Regions from separate parts of the Homo sapiens genome. Here region 2 is linked to region 1. The links are chromatin loops, found by intact Hi-C in ENCODE. Cell type or tissue: Caco-2. All regions are shown on one strand. Each heading gives the region's core, and the rest is flanking DNA. Links, peaks and the distances in the headings are about the cores only. Region 1 overlaps FRMD4A (FERM domain containing 4A). Region 2 overlaps FRMD4A (FERM domain containing 4A).

The links. A loop is a pair of places that touch in the nucleus more often than their neighbours do. Peaks named below come from ENCODE experiments on the same cell type or tissue, not always from the same donor. Only the 100,000 strongest peaks of a DNase experiment are listed, where the experiment ranks them.
Region 2: it touches region 1 in a loop (6-fold over the local background); 3 of 110 quality-filtered maps call a loop at or near these places.

The regions. Positions count from the first base shown.
Region 1 is chr10:13,783,234-13,792,673 of GRCh38, reverse strand. The region is part of intron 5 of FRMD4A (FERM domain containing 4A); the gene reads left to right. Among named protein-coding and RNA genes, the nearest start is that of PRPF18, 200 kb to the right of the region's middle. RefSeq lists enhancers at 3,775-4,365, 5,181-5,230. In Caco-2, for the core only: a CTCF peak has its summit at 4,747 (motif pointing left); a DNase peak (open chromatin) is centred at 4,713.
Region 2 is chr10:14,239,883-14,249,322 of GRCh38, reverse strand. The region is part of intron 2 of FRMD4A (FERM domain containing 4A); the gene reads left to right. Among named protein-coding and RNA genes, the nearest start is that of FRMD4A, 86 kb to the left of the region's middle. In Caco-2, for the core only: a CTCF peak has its summit at 5,002 (motif pointing right); a DNase peak (open chromatin) is centred at 5,012.

The DNA of each region.
Region 1 (9,440 bases), core at 2,576-7,575:
CTATCCATTATTCAGCACCTGTCCATTGCTAAGGCTGATTGTTAATCTTTGCAGCAACCCTGGAAGCAGGTCTGATTATTCCGAATTAAAAAGAAGGAGATGGGGGCCCAGGATGGTCCATAAATTCTTCCCCAGCATGGCTAATAAGTTACGAAGGCGAGATGAGGTCTCATCTGTTCGGTCAGGTCTGACTCCAATCCTTGTGTCTGTCCTCCCCTACTGCATGCTGTCTGTCTCCACAGGGGAAAAGTAACATCCTCCTCCAATGTGGCATTTCCAAGAGATCCTGTGTATCCCTTCAGTGTGGCAGCCTGCCAAGACCTGTGGCCAGAGGTCTCCACTGTTCCCTGTATAGGCAGGGCCAGGAGCAGCGAAGTCAAATGCGGCGACCCCAGCCCTCTTTGTGACCCACGCTTGGCCATGTTTGCAGAACCAGCATCCTCCTGCAAAGATGGTGTTCAGGACAAGTGCACACCACCATGAGTGACAGAGCCACCGCCAGGCCTGCCAGCCTGGTTCCAGCACTACCCAACCCAGAGCTCCCCTGGCAGAGTGCCCCTGCACAGGGACAATCACAGTCACAGGTCTTGGCAGGCTGCCACTCTGAAGGGATACACTGGATATCTTGGAAATACCACACTGGAGGAGGAAGAGCCATCTCAAATGGTAAAGCAAGAATTTTCAGGACCTCAGACATCTGCTGTTGGTCTCACTTGAGAAGGTCTTGCCATTTTCTGCATTATCTGACACTGTGGAGACCCGCCGGAAGGTATTCTTTGAACTGTGCTTTTCTGTCTCCTAGAAAGAAAACTTCAGGGTCCACTTGCACCTGGTCATCACCCTGAGCTGTGTCACTCCCGAGACTTACAAGCCCAAATCCACCATCATCCCAGCTGTAGCATGCAGCAGCCTGCTCACTGCTCCTCCTGGGCTGTTTCTGCATCATCATCCATGCCTTCATTTATGGGCTCACAGATGTCCCTTGGCATAAGCACTGCTCTAGGAGCCAAGGACAGAGCAGCGAACAAAACTGATAAACCCTGTTCTCAGGCAATTTCGCGTCCATTTCCTCCAGCTTCTGAGATCCTATCAGCCCTGCCTGTCCTATTTTTTGGCCAATTCAGTGCAAATCCATTGTGCACCCTTCCAACTACTTCCTGACCCTGGACCACACCTCCCTTTGCTGCTCACACTTTCTCTCTCTCTCCCTTTCTCTCACACACACACCCACCCGCAGGGTTGGACTGGTCCTGCCACACACACACACACACCTTTTATTTCTACCCCCGAGCTTCTGAGTGTGTTCAGGAAAATGTTCATGCAACTTCAGGTTGGTTCATGGTTATTGTGATGAACCCCACACAGATCATCATATCTCTAGCCAGTTCTGCCAGGGGTGCCTGCTCAGGGTCTCTGTTCCCCACTGTGGTTTTACCTCTTGCTTCAGGTCCCAGATACTCAAGGCTTTTGCTCTAAGAAGATGTTGCTGCTTATGTTTCTGCAGAGAAAATAAAAGCCAGCACCAGGGAGCTCCTAGTCCTACTTCTTTATCCACAAACTTAATTGTATCTTTAATTGTGTTTTTGTGGCTTCTCAGTCCACTCACTGCACACACGCAAATGCATGAGCGTCTCAGAGGAAGACCCTTAGCCCATCATCCAGCACGCACTGATCCACGTGTACCTCAATCCCAGTCCCTTCTGTCACCTCACAGAGCTTCTCCCTCGAGCCTTTCCTCTCTTTTTCTCTATCTTCTCCTCCATGGATTCCTCCCCTTTGTGACCACGTCCCAATCTAACTGAAGAAAACGTCCTCTGTGATGCACAGCCTCCTCCAGCCAGTGCCCTCTGCTACCCCTTCTGCTCTGCTCACAGCAACCGCCGAGAGATGGGTCTGCACTTGCTGTCACCCCCTCCCCACAGGCCTCTCGTTCCTCATTCTGTGGTCGTCCAGCTTCTGGTGCCATCGTACCCCCTGGTCACTGGAGGTCTCTCGCCCCTAGCTCCACAGGCGTGCTTCTGCCCTGCTCCCATGTGGCTTCTGTGGCTCTGGGCTCATTCGAACATGCTCCCTTTCAGTTCCCCCGGCTCTGTGGCACTACACTCTCCTGGGCCACCTCCTCTTTGTCCCCTCTGTCCCTGGCTCGGGGCAGGTTCCCTGCTCTGCTCTGCTGTCCCTTGAGCCCTGGTGTCCACGAGGTCGTGTCTTGCTTGTCTTCTCTCCCTGCACCTTCCCCTGGTGTGATTTCACCCCCATCCACAGCTGCCACTGCAGTCTCTTTGCTGGAGACTCTCCGTCCTCTGCCCCAGTCCTGACCTCTCTCCCGAGCTCCAGGCCATCTCCACTGACTGGCATTTCCTCACAGATGCAGCTGGAATCTAATGATGTCGTCGTCTTTCTGCATCCAAATGTGCTCCCCTTTCGTTGTCACCTCCTTGTCTTTGTGATGGGCACCATCACCCCTGCAGCCCCCAAAACCAGAGACTTGGGAGTCAACCTTGACCTCACCGCTCCCTCCCGCTTGCCTCCTCCTGTTCCCTCAGTCACTACTCGCTGTTATTCCTGCATCTTAAACAGCTCCCTATCCATCTCTTACTCTCCATACACAGCCTAATAGTAATTAGGGCTTCCATAAACCTCTCCTGGACTCAAGATCTCCTTGTTCATCTCTGCGTCTGGCCTTGACCCCTTCCAAACTCCCCTATATGAAGACACTGAGCATCTTTCTAGAATTCTCATCTGATCCTTGCTCATAATTTTTTTCCAGCTTCCCATTATCCTCAGAAAAGGACATCTTTAGCGTGACTTGCATGATGTGACTTCTGCTTAACTGTCCAGCCTCACCTCTTCCCACTCCCCTCACCACACAACACACACACACACACACACACACACACACACACATTATAAGCAGCCAGCAGCGGTCAATATATGACCAAGAGCACCTTGAACTGCAAACCATTGTTTAGTGCTATAAGGCTTGGGAACAATGTCTCTCTGATATTGTTCACCAGGCAAGCTTTAGAAATAGGTCAAGAAAAAAATATAAGGAAAATATACACAACCCAAGGAAGTCTGCGTCATGTGTGTGTGTGTGTGTGTGTGTGTGTGTGTGGTCTTTTCATAGGCACAACTTTGTGCTCAGAATGAAGCCTACATGTCTGGATTATTCTTTAATTACATTTTCTTCTACCAAGTGTCCTGTAGTTCTGATCATCTCAACTCCTTGTAAGAAAATAAACAGAGATTAGATTTGCCTCTTCAGAATTTGAGTTTCACAGACAATAAACTGAAGCAAGCAGCAAAAAAATAAGAGAGGAGAAGTCCGATCGGGGAGGAAGGATTTTACAGCCAAGTCCACAGGCCGGATTCTTGGTATCTTCCCTGGCTGATGGAGACAGCAGCTGCTACTTCCTGTCACTCGCAATAACAATGATGGCATGGATCTAAAATGAGGTTCCTGCTAACCAGAACTTGCTATATTTCAGCTAGGTGTCCCAGTTAAGATTTTAGAGGCATTGAGATTCTAAGCATCAGAGGCTTGGCTGCAGAAACTCACAGCTTATTGCTTTCATTATCATGGCTCTTATTTGCCACCAAGAGTAGGCATTTTAAATGTGACATTTGTGTTCATTACAAAATGAAATCACTGGTCCATTTAATTAACACTTGCTGTAAATATTCAGTGATTCCCAAGTGCCCAGGGCTGGATGGGGAAGGGAAAGGGAGAGCAGGGAGAATGGAGGAGGAGACCTGGCTGATGTCATCTGGCTGGGCCCTTGCCATCTGACTAGGCAGTGTTCAGTCTATTGCAACCAGAGGCTTTCACTTGTCAAAGAAGGGGACGGGACTCCCCGAGGCTTTAGAGGCTGTTTAATATTTAATAAGCTCAAACACATAAACACAGAGCACCTATTTCGTTCTCCTTCAGACTCTCTGATAAAATATTCTCGGGTCGGGATCATCTGAGCTAGTTTGGGTGGGCTGTTGCTTGTGGAGTCAGGAAACCTCTTAGCAAGGTCTGCGCTCCATCTAGAGTGTTCCTTTAGACTCAAATAGATGCCCTAAGATTCAGTCCTGCTAAGTGTGCCCCCAAAACCCGTTTAAAATGTAGGTCTGATTATGATTCAGCTGTGGTGAGGCCAGCAGATGAGGAGAGGACAGACATTGAAAAGATTGTCACTCAGTTCCTGGGAGAAGGGGCCACACCATGCCACGCAGGGCCATGTGGGAGGCATTGGGGAGCCGGGAAACAATTGGGCAAGAGCATTTTTTGTGGTTTCTTTGGGGAGGAACGGGCAAGGCTGGGAGAGCAGGCTTGGGATTGGCTAGTTTAAATAATTTCAGCGGGCTCTGCAGCATGGGGGCTGCCCCCTAGTTGTCTGGTACGTGTCCCTAGGGTGGTGAGGGCAGGGAAATAGTGGCCCTGGGTGTGAGAGCCGAGAGGTGGTGGGAGGGGTGGACCCTGGATCCATGGTGACATGTGGAAGTCTTGGGGTCTGGAAATTGGCTAACCCTGGCACCAGCAGTCCCTCCAGGCCCAGCAAGGTCACAGACATCCAAGCATCATAAAGCCATGGTCAATACACAGCCAGACTCGGAACTGTCCATGCAGACCCTCTGAATCCGAGACATAGCCTTCATTTATTTCCCTGGTTACCCAGAGACCTGGAATGTTCTTTGTGAACCCTGGAAGCACTCCCTGCTCCATGCTGGTAGTTAAGGAAATGCAACATTGCCACCTACTGCTGAGGCTCTCCTGAAAATCAGAAAAAGAAGCCACTTTTTTTTTTTTTCTTTTTTTTTGAGACAGATCTGCCTGCCTCGGCCTCCCAAAGTGCTGGGATTACAGGCATGCCCGGCCAAAAACTATGCCCGGCCAAAAACTATGCCCAGCCAAAAACTGGATTAAAAAAAAAAAAGAAGAAGAGGCTGGCCTGTAACCTGAGTACTTTGGGAGGTCAGGGTAGGATAATTACTTGAGCTCAGGAGTTCAAGACCAGCCTGGGCAACATAGTGAGACCCCATCTCGACAGAAAATAAAAAATTAGTCAGCATGGTGGCTTATATCTGTAGTCCCAGCTATCTGGGAGGCTTAGACAGACAGGTCACTTGATCCCAGGAGGTCGAGGCTGCAGTGAACTGTGGTTGCACACTGCACTCCAGCCTGAGTGACAGAGCAAGACCCCATCTCAAAAAGAAAAAAAAGAAAAAAAAATTTTGACTTTGAATCCAAACCCTCAGCCCTCCCCATCTTCCCAGGAGGCTCTTGTCCCTGGTGCCACCGGTGTGCACCATGCCTCTCTGGGCGTGCGGGTGGAGAGGTCTGAGCTCTGTTTCTCTGCAGGCGTTTTTGACTCAGCCGTTCCCTGGCAGGGAGGGAAAGCTCAGGATGAGCTCCATACCCTCCCCTAACAGAACAATGATATGACAGGCCCGGAGCTCACGGGGTTTTCCAGGCTGTCGTCTTGGTGATAAAAGTTAACAGGAAACTGCTTTCCACTTCCGTCGAGAGGAGGTGATTTTTTTTCTCTTCATCTCAGAATATGCGTGTTATTTCCTGTACCTTCTCTGCCCCTTTTATGGCTAGACAACAGAGAGCTTGGTGGAAATGAAGGCAGTCACAGAGATGTAGAATTTGCCACCTCAATTCAGTTTTCCATCATATGAGAGTGGAAACGAAAAGGGAAGCGTTATATTTTCTTAATATACTATTCAGGAGAAAATTGGGGTGGAAGAGGCAGGATGTCTTTACTCTTTACTTTTTAAGAACTAAAGCAAATGAGATTCTTTTAAGAAACATATGGCATTACTTTGAAAATTAAGTTATTTCAGACCTTATATGAATTTAGACTCAAAATCATCATTAGAGCACAAAGGCCACCGTCAACTTCAGGAGGCTTCTGTTAATATTCTGGTGTTAGGATTGCTTTCTCTCTTCCTTGCCTCCCCTTTCTCTCCCTTTCCTCGCTTTTCCTTCTTTTCCTTCCTTTAGTTTCTTTTATTATTCTGCCTACCCTTTGCCAGAGGCCCTTTGCAAAGGATGTAGATTTATTTATTTATTTTTGAGACGGAGTTTCGCTTTTGTTGCCCAGGCTGGAGTGCAATGGCATGATCTCAGCTGACTGCAACCTCCGCCTCCCAGGTTCAAGCGATTCTCCTGCCTCAGCCTCCCAAGTAGCTGGGATTACGGGTGTCCGCCACCACGCCTGGCTAATTTTTTGTATTTTTAGTAGAGACAGGCTTTCACCATGTTGGCCAGGCTGGTCTCGAACTCCTGACCTCAGTTGATCCACACATCTTGGCCTCCCAAAGTGCTGGGATTACAGGCATGAGCTACGATATAGATTTATTTTTTGAAAATCAAATCATTAAAAAGTCAGGAAACAACAGGTGCCGGAGAGGATGTGGAGAAATAGGAACACTTTTACACTGTTGGTGGGACTGTAAACTAGTTCAACCATTGTGGAAGACAGTGTGGCGATTCCTCAAGGATCTAGAATTAGAAATACCATTTGACCCAGCCATCCCATTACTGGGTATATACCTGAAGGATTATAAATCATGCTGCTATAAAGACACATGCACACGTATGTTTATTGTGGCACTATTCACAACAGCAAAGACTTGGAACCAACCCAAATGTCCATCAGTGGTAGACTGGATTAAGAAAATGTGGCACATATACACCATGGAATACTATGCGGCCACAAAAAAGGATGAGTTCATGTGCTTTGTAGGGACATGGATGAAGCTGGAAACCATCATTCTGAGCAAACTGTCACAAGGACAGAAAACCAAACACCACATGTTCTTACTCATAGGTGGCAATTGAACACTGAGAACACTTGGACACAGGGTGGGGAACATCACATACTGGGGCCTGTCGTGGGGTGGGGGGTAGGGGGAGGGATAGCATTAGGAGACATACCTAATGTAAATGACGAGTTAACAGGTGCAGCACACCAACATGGCATATGTATACATACGTAACAAACCTGCACGTTGTGCATGTGTACCCTAGAACTTAAAGTGTAATAAAAAATAATAACAAAATAAAAAGAAATTATAAAAATAAAAAAATTTAAAAAAGAAAATCAAATCATATCAAATTTATTTTGCTTTGAGATGTAAAATTTGCTACTGCAATTTTGCTCTCCATTCTTAAAGAACTAAAAGTTGTTTAACTTTACTGTGCCTCTGAGACCATGGTGGGCCCTATATGAAGACCTTGGTGATATAAGACACCTGCTCCAGAAGCAGGGGGCAGGTGCTTGGCAGGGGCAGGGGTTATGGGCAGAGATCAGCCAGTCCATTAATTTTCAGGCTTTACAAGTATGAGGACCACTGCGTAATTCCTCCAAATTTTGTAGAACCTGAGATGATAAGAATTGTACTAATGATATCTGTGGATTGAGAAAATTTAATGTCTGAAGTTACTCCAAATTCACTCACCAATTTCAAAAAAACTTGAATTGTATTCATCACAGCAGCCTCTGCACACATTTGAAAAATGATAGAAAGCTTTATTTATTTATTTAGTGTGTAGACAAGAGGTTGCAAGCTGGTGGGCCATGGGCTTGATGTAGCCTACAGACGTGGGTTTTTATCTTCATGTTTATGCAACAGTAGCATTATTATCCTTCAGGTATGGTAAAAGATACTTTTTTTTTTTTTTTTTTTGAGATAGAGTCTCCCTCTGTTGTTCAGGCTGGAGTGCAGTGGCACCATCTCGGCTCGCTGCAACCTCCCCCTCCTGGGTTCAAGCGATTCTTCTGCCTCAGCCTCCCAAGTAGCTGGGACTACAGGCACCCACACCCACCCCTGGCTAATTTTTGTATTTTTAGTAGAGACAGGGGTTTCACCATGGTGGCCAGGCTGGTTTCGAACTCCTGACCTCAGGTGATTCCCCCCACCTCAGCCTCCCAAAGTGCTGGGATGACAGGTGTGAGCCACCGCGCCTGGCCAATTATGGATAAATCCTTTTATCTTTTACCATACCTGAAGGATAACGCTACCATTGAGCTTTCCTTTCTAAAAAGACACATGAGGTCCTGTATCTCCAGTGTAGGAACTCTCCTCCTCTTCCATTTCCCAGTGGAATCTAAAAGTATCATTTGAAGCTGGACATTCCAAGTTGTTGCCCCTCAGGTGATTGTATTGATTAGAAGAATTCATTTTTAAATTAATTACTATAAATGAATAGAACTTCTTGAAGCTAAGGGCATCAGTTTGTTCACCTTATACGATGTTGGTCTCTTGTTTTTGCTGCTGCTGTTGTTGTTTACATTGTAGTCAGTTTCCAATATTTAAAAACCAGTGGACTTCTTAGGTAGAGAACCACTTCTTCTTTTACGGTCTGAAGAACAGAAGCCCAGCAGGATGATGTGACTGCCCTGAGTCACACAGAGCTGGGGACTCCATCACTGCTCTCTGACTCCCTCCAGAGGATTCTGGCCCTCAGATTATAACACTATTCTAGAAAACTGTAGTACTTGTTTCTTCTCATTTCACCTTCCTCACCTTCTGCCTCTTCTTGGTGAACCCAGTTTCCAAGAGCCCCAGGTACCCAGCACCCTCCTAGTCCACCCTAAGGGTTGCTACACCTGCTCAGAACCTTCTTCCCTCCAAGATGTTGCATTTCAACCTTTCCCCTCTCTTCCTTTCAACTCCTAGTCCTTCAGTGCGGCTGGTCATTAGACAGTACAAGCGCATTATCTCATTAAAGAATTTAATAAACTCCAAAGTCAATATTATAAAGGCACATTTAGTGTAAACTTAAATAATGGCAGCATGTTTCATCTTGAAAATATCTATAAGCTCCATCTAGATGAAATCCGATTCTCATTTGGCTTAATATGCATTCATATCACAGTGTTAAGAGCACTTAGCATAGCTCTCCGAATGTGCAGAAATCAAATCACACTTCACCACCTTCGGGAGTAGTAGTAACCATTTCAAAGAAAGCTGTGATTAAGAAGAAATTATCTTTTAAAAATCCAACTTGGCTGGGCACAGTGGCTCACATCTATTACCCCAGCATTTCGGGAGGCTGAGGTGGGCAGATAATTTGAGCCCAGCCTGAGCAACAAAGGAAGACTCCGTATCTACAAAAAAAAAAAAAAATTAGGCGTGGTGGTATGCAACTGTAGTCTCAGCTGCTCAGGAAGCTGAGGCGGGAAGGTTGCTTGAGCCTGGGAGGTCAAGGCTGCAGTAAGCCATGCACCACTGCACTCCAGCCTGGACAACAGAGCGAGACCCTGTCTAAAAAAAGAAAAAAAAGGAGAAGAAAAGAAAATCCAACTCAATGACAATTTAGGACAAACAAGCAATGTGATGAAAACAAATAACATTATGTAAAATTATAAAGCAGATAGGACAAAGAAATCAGAGGCCTAGTTTTAGAATTTGTTCTTACAAATTGGTGGTAGACCCAGTTC
Region 2 (9,440 bases), core at 2,401-7,400, 460 kb before region 1:
TGGAGTGCAGTGGCAGGATCTCAGCTCACTGCAAACTCTGCCTCCCGGGTTCAAATGATTCTCCTGCCTCAGCCTCCTGAGTAGCTGAGATTATAGGTGCCCACCACCACACCTGGCTAATTTTCCTATTTTTTAGTAGAGATGACATTTCACGATGCTGGCCAGGCTGGTCTCGAACTCCTGACCTCAGGTGATCCAGCCGCCTCAGCCTCCCAAAGTGCTGGGATTACAGGCATGAGCCACTGCATCCGGCCGGTTATTTTAATATCTGAACCTCAGTTTTGTCATCTGTAAAAGGGACTTAAAGTCATCACGTATGTCAAAACGTAGGTGCAAGTGATTTTACCAAAATTCTACCTTAGAAAAGAAGGCATTTCCAAATAAAAGAATCCTTACCAATTGTTTCAAACCTTGGGATGCTGTCTCACTTAGTTTAACTTGACAAACATGGAATTGTTTAAGGAAAAAACACTGGCCTGAAAGGACTTCCATCAGTGCTTGTTTGGAGTGCTTACTGAGGTTTTCTGACAGAATCAGTGAACAGAAAGGAGGCAAATGAATTGAACCCATTTAGCAATTATTCCTTGGAATATGACCTCATGAATGCAAGCATTGGAGGCCATTGTAAACAAACCCTGTGAAGATTCCTTTAAAAAGCAATAAGGTAAATAGTTATATTGTAGAACTCCTTGATATACACCAATAGCATGAATAAATAAAACATCTGTCCTAATGTGATATTAATGTGTATTCATTTACAGCTTGGGAAAAAATTTCCAGTGACAGTGTGCCACATCTCAAACAATTCAGAGGGAAATGAAGGTGATATGTCCTGTAAAAAATGAATTGAATGACTCTAAAATTGGCTCTAGAGATAACGAACACATTGATGAATAAAATTCTGTAATATGTAAGACTGGAAAAAGGCACTATTTCTACATTAATGTATTATTTAGATAGTATGTGGTTTTAAATATGCATGTGCAACGGAATTAAATTTTTTAAGTCATATTTGTTTTATTTATATCTTTGAGTTCATATAGTCAATCGGATTTTTTTAAAGTGTTGATGGGAGAACTTCTCATTGGAGAAGATGGGTCTCCTTATATTTGGGCAGATTAGTTTTCTAACTCATAAAGTTGTGAGAGAATAAAAATGTGATGTTTACAAGGCACTTATGCCTCTGCCTACCATACAGCAGGTGCTCAATTAATGCTAGCTCATGTTACGTGGGGAATTGGGCAGCTGAGGGAAGCAACAGAGAAGCACCCGCTGAGGTGCCAGGGGTAGGGACAGCAGGAAGGTTTGAGAACAGAGGGAACAGAAGGCAAACTACTTATTTTGTCATTTGGCTTAGGATGAGGTTTGGCCATGTAGAGTCGTTTGTTTCCAATTTTTTTTTTAACTTACGAAAATGCTGTTTCGTGTGAAGGTCCAACAGAGCTCTCTGACTTTTATACAATGCTTGGAAGCATTTTAAAAATTACAACCAAGATAATCCTGTTCCCTCACACTCAATTTAAGCAGAGGACAGAGGCTGGGCTTTGGGCCAAGGCTGAGACTTCCAACAATCAGAGCGGGTCCTGTGCCCCGTAAGGCCTTCCCCTCTCTTCCCTCTTCTTCACTCGGACTTCCCTAAATGTAGGGGCTAATTTCCCAAGCCATTTTTAAAGGAAAAGAATAAATGTGGTTTTGGTATCAGCTTCCTCTGCCAGGTTTTGACATATGGATCTTTGGGCCACACTCCAGAAAACTGACTGTGGAGTGAAGAGAGAGACAGAAAGAGCGAGAAAGAGAGAGAGAAAGTGAGAGTGAGAGAGAGAGAGAGGCCTATCTGTATGTTAACCTACCTAGTTTAGCAGAAAAAGGAAATGGCAAGAATTTTAATGTGATCTTATTTCTTTTGACAGGTGCTATGAGCTGCATTTTCAATTTGCCATTGTTCTGGGCACCGTGTAAATGTCTATATTCCAGGGCCAGAGGTTTGAATCTAGTTCCTCAGGCACAGTGCTTTAACAGTGAGGACCATCTGGGCTGTAACTGAATGTCTATCTCTAGTTGTGTAGATGGCAAACTGACTTCCACCAGGATGGAAGCGGGGTGACTCTGGGCATGGCCATCACAGTCTCCCACTGGTCTTTGGGTCACTAGTCTCCCTGTGTGGCCAGCGGGGATCGGCAAGTTTGAGCTGAGAGGTGGTTTATGTGATGCTCCAACCCAGATTGGTGCACGCGCTAGAAGAGCTTGCGAGTCCCACCTGTACAGAAAGGGAAGTGAACTATCTAGGTCATCTTTAAAAACCTCCTGTGAAGAAAAAATATTCTAGAGCTTGATATACCCCTCAGGGAAGCCCACTCCCTCTAACCGTGCCCATGTTCACACAACGCAGCTACACTACCGGGTGATTACCCCTTCCTTGCCTGGGTCCCTGGGCACCCCTTCCCTTCCTGTCTCACACTCCCTCCCCTTCCACCTGAAGCACAATCTTTCTTCTCCTGTGTTTAGTCTCTCACTATCTCCGCGTTTTCTCTCTTTTGTATTTCCACCGAGGCGGGACCTAACCTCCCTTTCTTGCTTTTGGCGCCACAACGTCCTTTGGGGATGGCGTTAAACACTTTTTCCTGGCAGACCTGGTGTTTAGTCAAAGTAACTTAATTACTTATAGTTCACTATTGTATCAGTGGCATTAAGGCTGTATGTGCGTGTGTGTGCGCACATATGTGTGTATATGTATGAGCATGCATGTGTGTACATATGTGATTGTGTAAATACATGCATGTGTGTGCATATACGTCCACATGTGATTGCATATGAGTGCATGCATGTGTATGTGTGTGCATATGTATGTGTGTTTGTGTGTGCCTGTATATATGTGTGATTGTGTATGAGTGCATGAAAGTGTGTATGCGTGCACTTGTGTGTGTGTGTGTGTGTGTGTGTATGTGTGTTTTCTTATTTCTGTACTACCACTTCTTGGATCTGTGTAGGTGCTCATAAAGTACTTTCCTGAGGCTAGTGACATTAGGTTTTGTGCTTAGTTGTGATATAAAGGTTCTTCTTGATAAATTGATTTTGCCCCCATCTCTCTGTAACCCTCCTAAATTGAAGACCTAATTCTTTAATTGGACCTGAGAAATCTGGGTTGATTCAACAAGAAACCAAGCATTGACATGGAGTTTCTCTAGCAGGTTCCTGCTGAATCTGGGACCACATCAGTCTTTGGGAATGGGAGCATCTGAGGAGCCCCTCGCAGTAGCAGGGCAGACAGCCCTTGAGTCTCCTTTGCCTCAGTTTTTGGAATGATGATGGCAAAGGCAGATGACGGAGGGAGGTTCTGTGTGGCTGCTGTGCTGCTGTGTCCTCTTTCAGGCACAGCCGGCTAAGTGGCCCAGCCTCAGCATCCAACGAGGGTTTTCAGAGTTGGTCTGGCTCCCCGCACTGGAAGGAGCTTGTATGAGTTTGCTTGGGCTGCCGTAATAAAGCACCACAGACTGGGAGGGTTAAACAACAAAAACTTATTACAGTTCTGGAGACCAGCAGTCCGAGATTAAGGTGTTAGCAGGGTCCATTCCTTCTGAGACCTCTCTCCTTGGCTAGTAGATGCTGTCTTCTCCCTGGGTCTTCACATGGTCTTGCAATGTCTGTCCAAATTTCCTCGTCTTACAGAGACATCAGCCATATTGAATTAGGGCCACCCTAATTACCTCCTTTAACTTAATTACCTCTTTAATGACCCTGTCTCCAAATACATTCACGTTCTGAGGTAGCGGGGATTAGAACTTCAACAGATGAGTTTGGGGGGTAAGGGAGATACAATTCAGCCCACAACAGGACTTGAGCAGCTTCTGGAAAGCATTTTCCTCTCTTTGAATGCTGCAAATACTCTAGACATTCCTCTCTACCTTACTCCCTCAGTGTTTTATTTGTTTGAACTAACTTCCTTCACAAAGCAATCCCTTGGTCATCCGCATTTTGCACAAGAGGAAACTATAGAAAGGACAAATAACCTGCCCATACCTCAGAGCTGATACCTCACCAACGAACCCGGAGACCTAAGGCCGGTGCCTATGCTCTCCTCCCATGCTGACCTGTGACCCATGTCCTCCACTGCCACTGATCCCAGCCCAAGCAGCCTAAGAAAGGTCCATGGCTTCACTTGCTCCTGGGGACCCAAGCGTAAGTGTGGTTGTGCAATGTCCATGAGCAAGCTTGTGATGAGTCATTAGTACTCCCATTTCACAGCTTGAAAACTAAGAGCCTGAGGCTTTTGTGCAAGATTCCATATTCAAGGGATGTAAGAGCTCAGAAGGTCTTTGCTGACCAAAGGAGACTGTACTTCCAGAAAGATCGTGCCTAATTAGAGGCTAGTAAAGTGAGGCAGAGAAATCATCTTTTATTGCTTGAGGAGAAAGAGCATTATAGCCATTTAGAGGTGGCAGGAAATGACTCATGGTGCATCTTAATGGTCAAAGTAAGCCTGAACATTAAAGAGAACTCAGTATTACTGCGGAAAGAGCACAGGTTTTGGAGTCAGACGAATTTGTATTTGATTCTAAGTGCTGCCTTCCTGGGTGTGATGTTTTAGATTCAGTTGCTTCATCTGGAAAATGGATATGTAATATTTCCTTGCAGGTTCATTGTAGGACTTTAGATTATATAGGTAATGTGCCCAGTTCAGTGTTTAGGTTGGTTTTTCATTTCGTTTTGTAGTAAAAGTAGGCTAGGCTAAAACATGGTAACAAATTATCCCCCATCTTAGTGGTTTATAACTACCTTTAAATATCACATCAAATTATAATATAAATGTCATATTTAAATGTCAAATGCCTACCATGACTCCTCATGTGGATACAAGAGCCCCCATCTCAGGCAATGTAATCCGCATAGATTGCTGGGATCTTGCACCAGCAATGAGATGCTTCAGTTTGGAACTGACACTTGTTGCTTCTGCTTACAGCTCATTAGTTAGACGCTAGTCACTGGGTTCCACCTAACCACAAGGGGGCCAGAGGGAAGGCATTCTGGCGCCTGGAAGGGGGTGGAAGTCTGGCAAGGCTGGTGAACAGCAGTGAGGATGATCCCCTAGCACAGGGTAGCATCTGAGGTGTTTAGGGAATGGTAGCAATTATTACAACTCCTCCTGCCTTTTCTTAAAGTGATTGTGTTCTGTTCCATTTGCTTTCTTTCAAGCAAGACTTAATTCATACTAATTAAGGGGGCTAATTGATTTGGTCATATGTCTTCTTGCTCCCTCACCTTTGGGGAAAATTAGCCATTAATATCCCAAAGTCAATTGTTATTCTCTGAGCTTTCAAGGTGGAGTTGTGTACATTCATTGATAAAGAAGAAGGCCTTTGACCACAGGTTGAGAAGAAGATACTGATGATCACTTTTATTTTAGATATACAACTGAGGGCCCATTTCTTCTTAATGCCTATTTGAATGTAATTAGATTGCAGTCCTGGGGCTGACTACTCCTTTTTTTTTTTTTAATTGTGGTAATATATACATAACAAAGTGTCATTTGAACCATTTTTAAGTGTTCAGTTTAATAGCAGTGTGAATGTACATTCATAGTTGTGCAACCACCATCTCCAGAAGTTTTTCTTTTTTTTCTGTCTTCTGAAATTGAAACTCTGTATCCGTTAAATAAGTACTCCCCATCCCCCTCCCCTAGTCCCTAGCAACCACCATTTTACATTCTGTCTCTATGAACTTGACCACCGTATTCTAGGCACCTCATATACATGGACTCACATAATATTTGCCTTTTTATGACTGGTTGTATTAGTTTATTTTCATACTGCTTTAAAGAACTGCCTGAGACTGGGTAATTTATTTAAAAAAAGAGGTTTGATTGACTCACAGTTCCGCATGACTGGGGAGGCCTCAGGAAACTATGGCAGAAGGGGAAGCAGGCACATCTTACATGGTGGCAGGCGAGAAAGAGCATTTGAAGGAGGAACTGTCAAACACTTACAAAATCATCAGACCTCATGAGAACTCACTATCACAAGAACAACACAGGAGAAACCGCCCCCATGATCCAATCACCTCCCACCAGGTCTCTCCCTCGACACGTGAGGATTATGGGGATTACAATTTGGATGAGGACACAGAGCCAAACTATATCACTGGCTTATTTCATTCAGCATAATGTTCTCAAGGTTTATTTGTGTTGTAGCATAGGTCAGAATTTCCTTCCTTTTTAAGGCTGAATAATATTCCAGCATGTGTGTGTGTATGGATGGATGGATGAATGGATGGAGGGATGGACAGATAGATAGACAGACAGATGCCATATTTTATTTATCCATTCATCTATAATGGGTACAAAGTTTACTTCCACCTTTTAACCCTTTATAAATAATGCTTCCATGAGCATGGTGTCTCAAAATATCTGTTGGAGACATTGTTTTTAATTCCTCTTGATCTATATCTACAAGTGGAATTGTGGGATCATACTGTAATTGTATCTTTAATTTTTTAAGGAGCTTTCATACTCCTTTCCACAGTGAATGCACCATTTTCACTCTCACCAGCAATCTCTTTGACTTCTGACTCCCTGTCTGACCTCCCCATGAAAAGTCTTGGAGTATTAGTTGTTTCGTTTCAGATTATTTGTACGAAGGACAGGGTCCCTCTTGTGTTCCATCTATCGTGACTTAATTTGGCATTTATTGCCTCCTTATCCTTGTTTTACTTTGTAATTTTGTTCAGAGGTCATGCACTAGAGGCATAGGTTTAAATCCTTACAAAGAACAATGTGAACACAAAAGTTATCCTTTGTATGTCTTTATTGGACTTTTGTCATTTTTTATTACCATTAATATACTACTTATACCTGCGGGCTATCTATCACCAAATGTCTCCAACATCCTTAGCAACGACGTGTAAGAAATATCTGCAAAATCTAATATAATAATGCAGTCCCTTAGAGATTTGTGAGAATAAAATTAGCTTGAGGAATGCTTCTGATTTGAGTTAGCGTCTGACTTTTAGGTGTACTAGATAGATCTAACAACATATTGGAAAAGAACACTTGGGGAATAAAGAAAGCCCTCATCTTTGGACGTTCTTCTCATCCCCATGCTCCATACGATCCCTGATGGTAATAAATATCCAATCTGTGGACTCTGTTTTCTCAGAATTGGCTAACCCTTTTCTCTTTTGAAGTGGTTATTTTTTCCTACATGTCTGAGGTCTCAAGCCTGGTGTACTTAGCTTGAGACAATAGGTACAAGTACCTCGAGTAGTGAGTATGGAGCTAGGCAACAGGTCCTCCTCCAGGCTGATATCCACTAGAGCATCAGCACTGTCTTAGAAAACAGCAGTTTCCTCCTACTCCTGAGCTCAGTGTTACAGGCAAAGCAGCTTGGTGGTGATACAGCTTAGGAAAACAGAAGAGATCCTCAGGATGGTCTCACTCTTCCTAAATCACCCCAGAAATCCCAGCATGTGTGGCCTTGGGGTCCTCAGCCACTCTTCCCATCCTGTAGGGCAGATGGACAACAAACTCCTAGACAGCCCTTCTGTTCTGTTCATTTTATGTTTGTAATGTCTGTTCCTGGCAACACCTCTGTTTAATTCTCAGTTGGCTCTTTTTTTTTTTTTTTTTTTTTTTTTTTTTTTTTTTTTTAGGGAGGGTAAAACAAATCCCTCTCCAATGCTTTGTAGAAGGGGATTAGAATCACTGTGGAATTCGGTATTGGCTAATAAAGTATAAACGCTAAAGATCAATGCCTGAGTGCACAGTTGTCCTTCAAGCCATTGTACTTCTGCTTTCCAAGAATAGAAGACTACTTTTTAACCAAGAATTAAAAATAAACTCATAATTTAAACACCTCTTTCATGCCAAATGGAAATCTTAGTGTTGAATAATCAGGCTCACCTGAATACAAAGTTGTCCTGAAAATGCTGACAATCACAAAAAAGGTTCTAGAAGCTTTTTCAAAAAACAAGTTCAGATGGTTCCAACTGAGTTACTATTGAGTTTAAAGAGATCAGGTCAAAGCTGATTTTGCTTGGTGTACATTCCATTTTCTCTGAATGAGGACTGATTGCCTATTTCATAAATATAGTGAAGGAATTAAATTTTACATTAGCTGGGCTATTTTATTATAAGCTACTTTTATAGGCCAGTTTTAACATAGGCTATTTTATTACATCCCTTGAAAGCACTGCATTTTGATGGAAGATATTCAATGCTCATTAAACCAGCAGAACCCTATGTAGATGGAATTAATAGCCAACAGAACAGAGGTAACTGCTTCTTCATTTGCAAAATGCTGAGCCATTAAAAGGATCAATCAGTAGGGGGTGATGTAATCCACCAATGCAGACATTTGCAGCCTGGTTCTGCTGATGCATCTGAATACAAAATTGCCCGGAATTTTTTTTTTTTTTTTTGAAGTGCATTAAAGAGAAAGGGATCCCAGCAGGGGCTTAATAATGGACTTTTTTCCTTCTGTTCTTACTTTTTGTTTTTATACCACACACCATAGTTTGGAAACCATTTTAAAGTTAAGGTTGTGAATATTAAACAGGAAAGAGAATGAAGCCGAATGTTACCTTGTAGCGAAATTCAGATGTTAGTCCTTTTTCACTGCCTGTGTGGAAGGTGCAATAGCTTCCGAATGGCAGTTTCAATCTTGCTGAACGGACAAATTTAATAATAATGGTTAAACGTTATGCAGGTACAAGGGAAGTTATAATGGGCATGTGGATTTGTGAGGGGATCCGAATCTCCAGGGCATAGACTTGAACCTCCATCAGGAGACCAGAAATGGCCCGTAGCCACTGAATTGAACTAAACATGCTAGTGTTGCCCATAACAACAGTTGCTAGGAGACCTTTGCCAGGATGTGGAGGGGTGGGAATCGCTGCAGATCGTGGCACTATTTATCATCATACACCAGCAGGCTTGTTTAGGGTGAAGCCTGACACATGTGCTGAGAATGCCACATGATAGAAATGTCACGCACACACCGGGAAAAGAAAGCACTGGAGGAAAGTCTGAGAAATCATAAATGGCCGTCATGCAGCAGCCTGTGTGATTTCTGTCTGAAACTTCCAACAGGGCGTTTCGGTTGTGTGACAGGGTTAGATTTACTACGTAACCATCCTGCCTCATTAGGAGAAGTTTCGGAGGGGAAGGGAAGAGAGCATGGGCGAGAATAATGAAGATGTCATTACTCCATCAGTATTGGGATGGTGACTCTAGCAACCATCAACATAGTAGACTCTATTATCAATAGGCGGCCCAGGTGAGCATGCATTCGGAGCATCCTGTAAATCAATACATGATTTGATTTACAGTTCACCAAGTATCTCATGATGTAATGCACTTTCTGAGGTGCAAAGGACCCTGTTACTTACTTTTCCAAAGGTGTTACATCAATTCCAGCAAAAACACCACTATTCTTTGAATGGATTGGCTA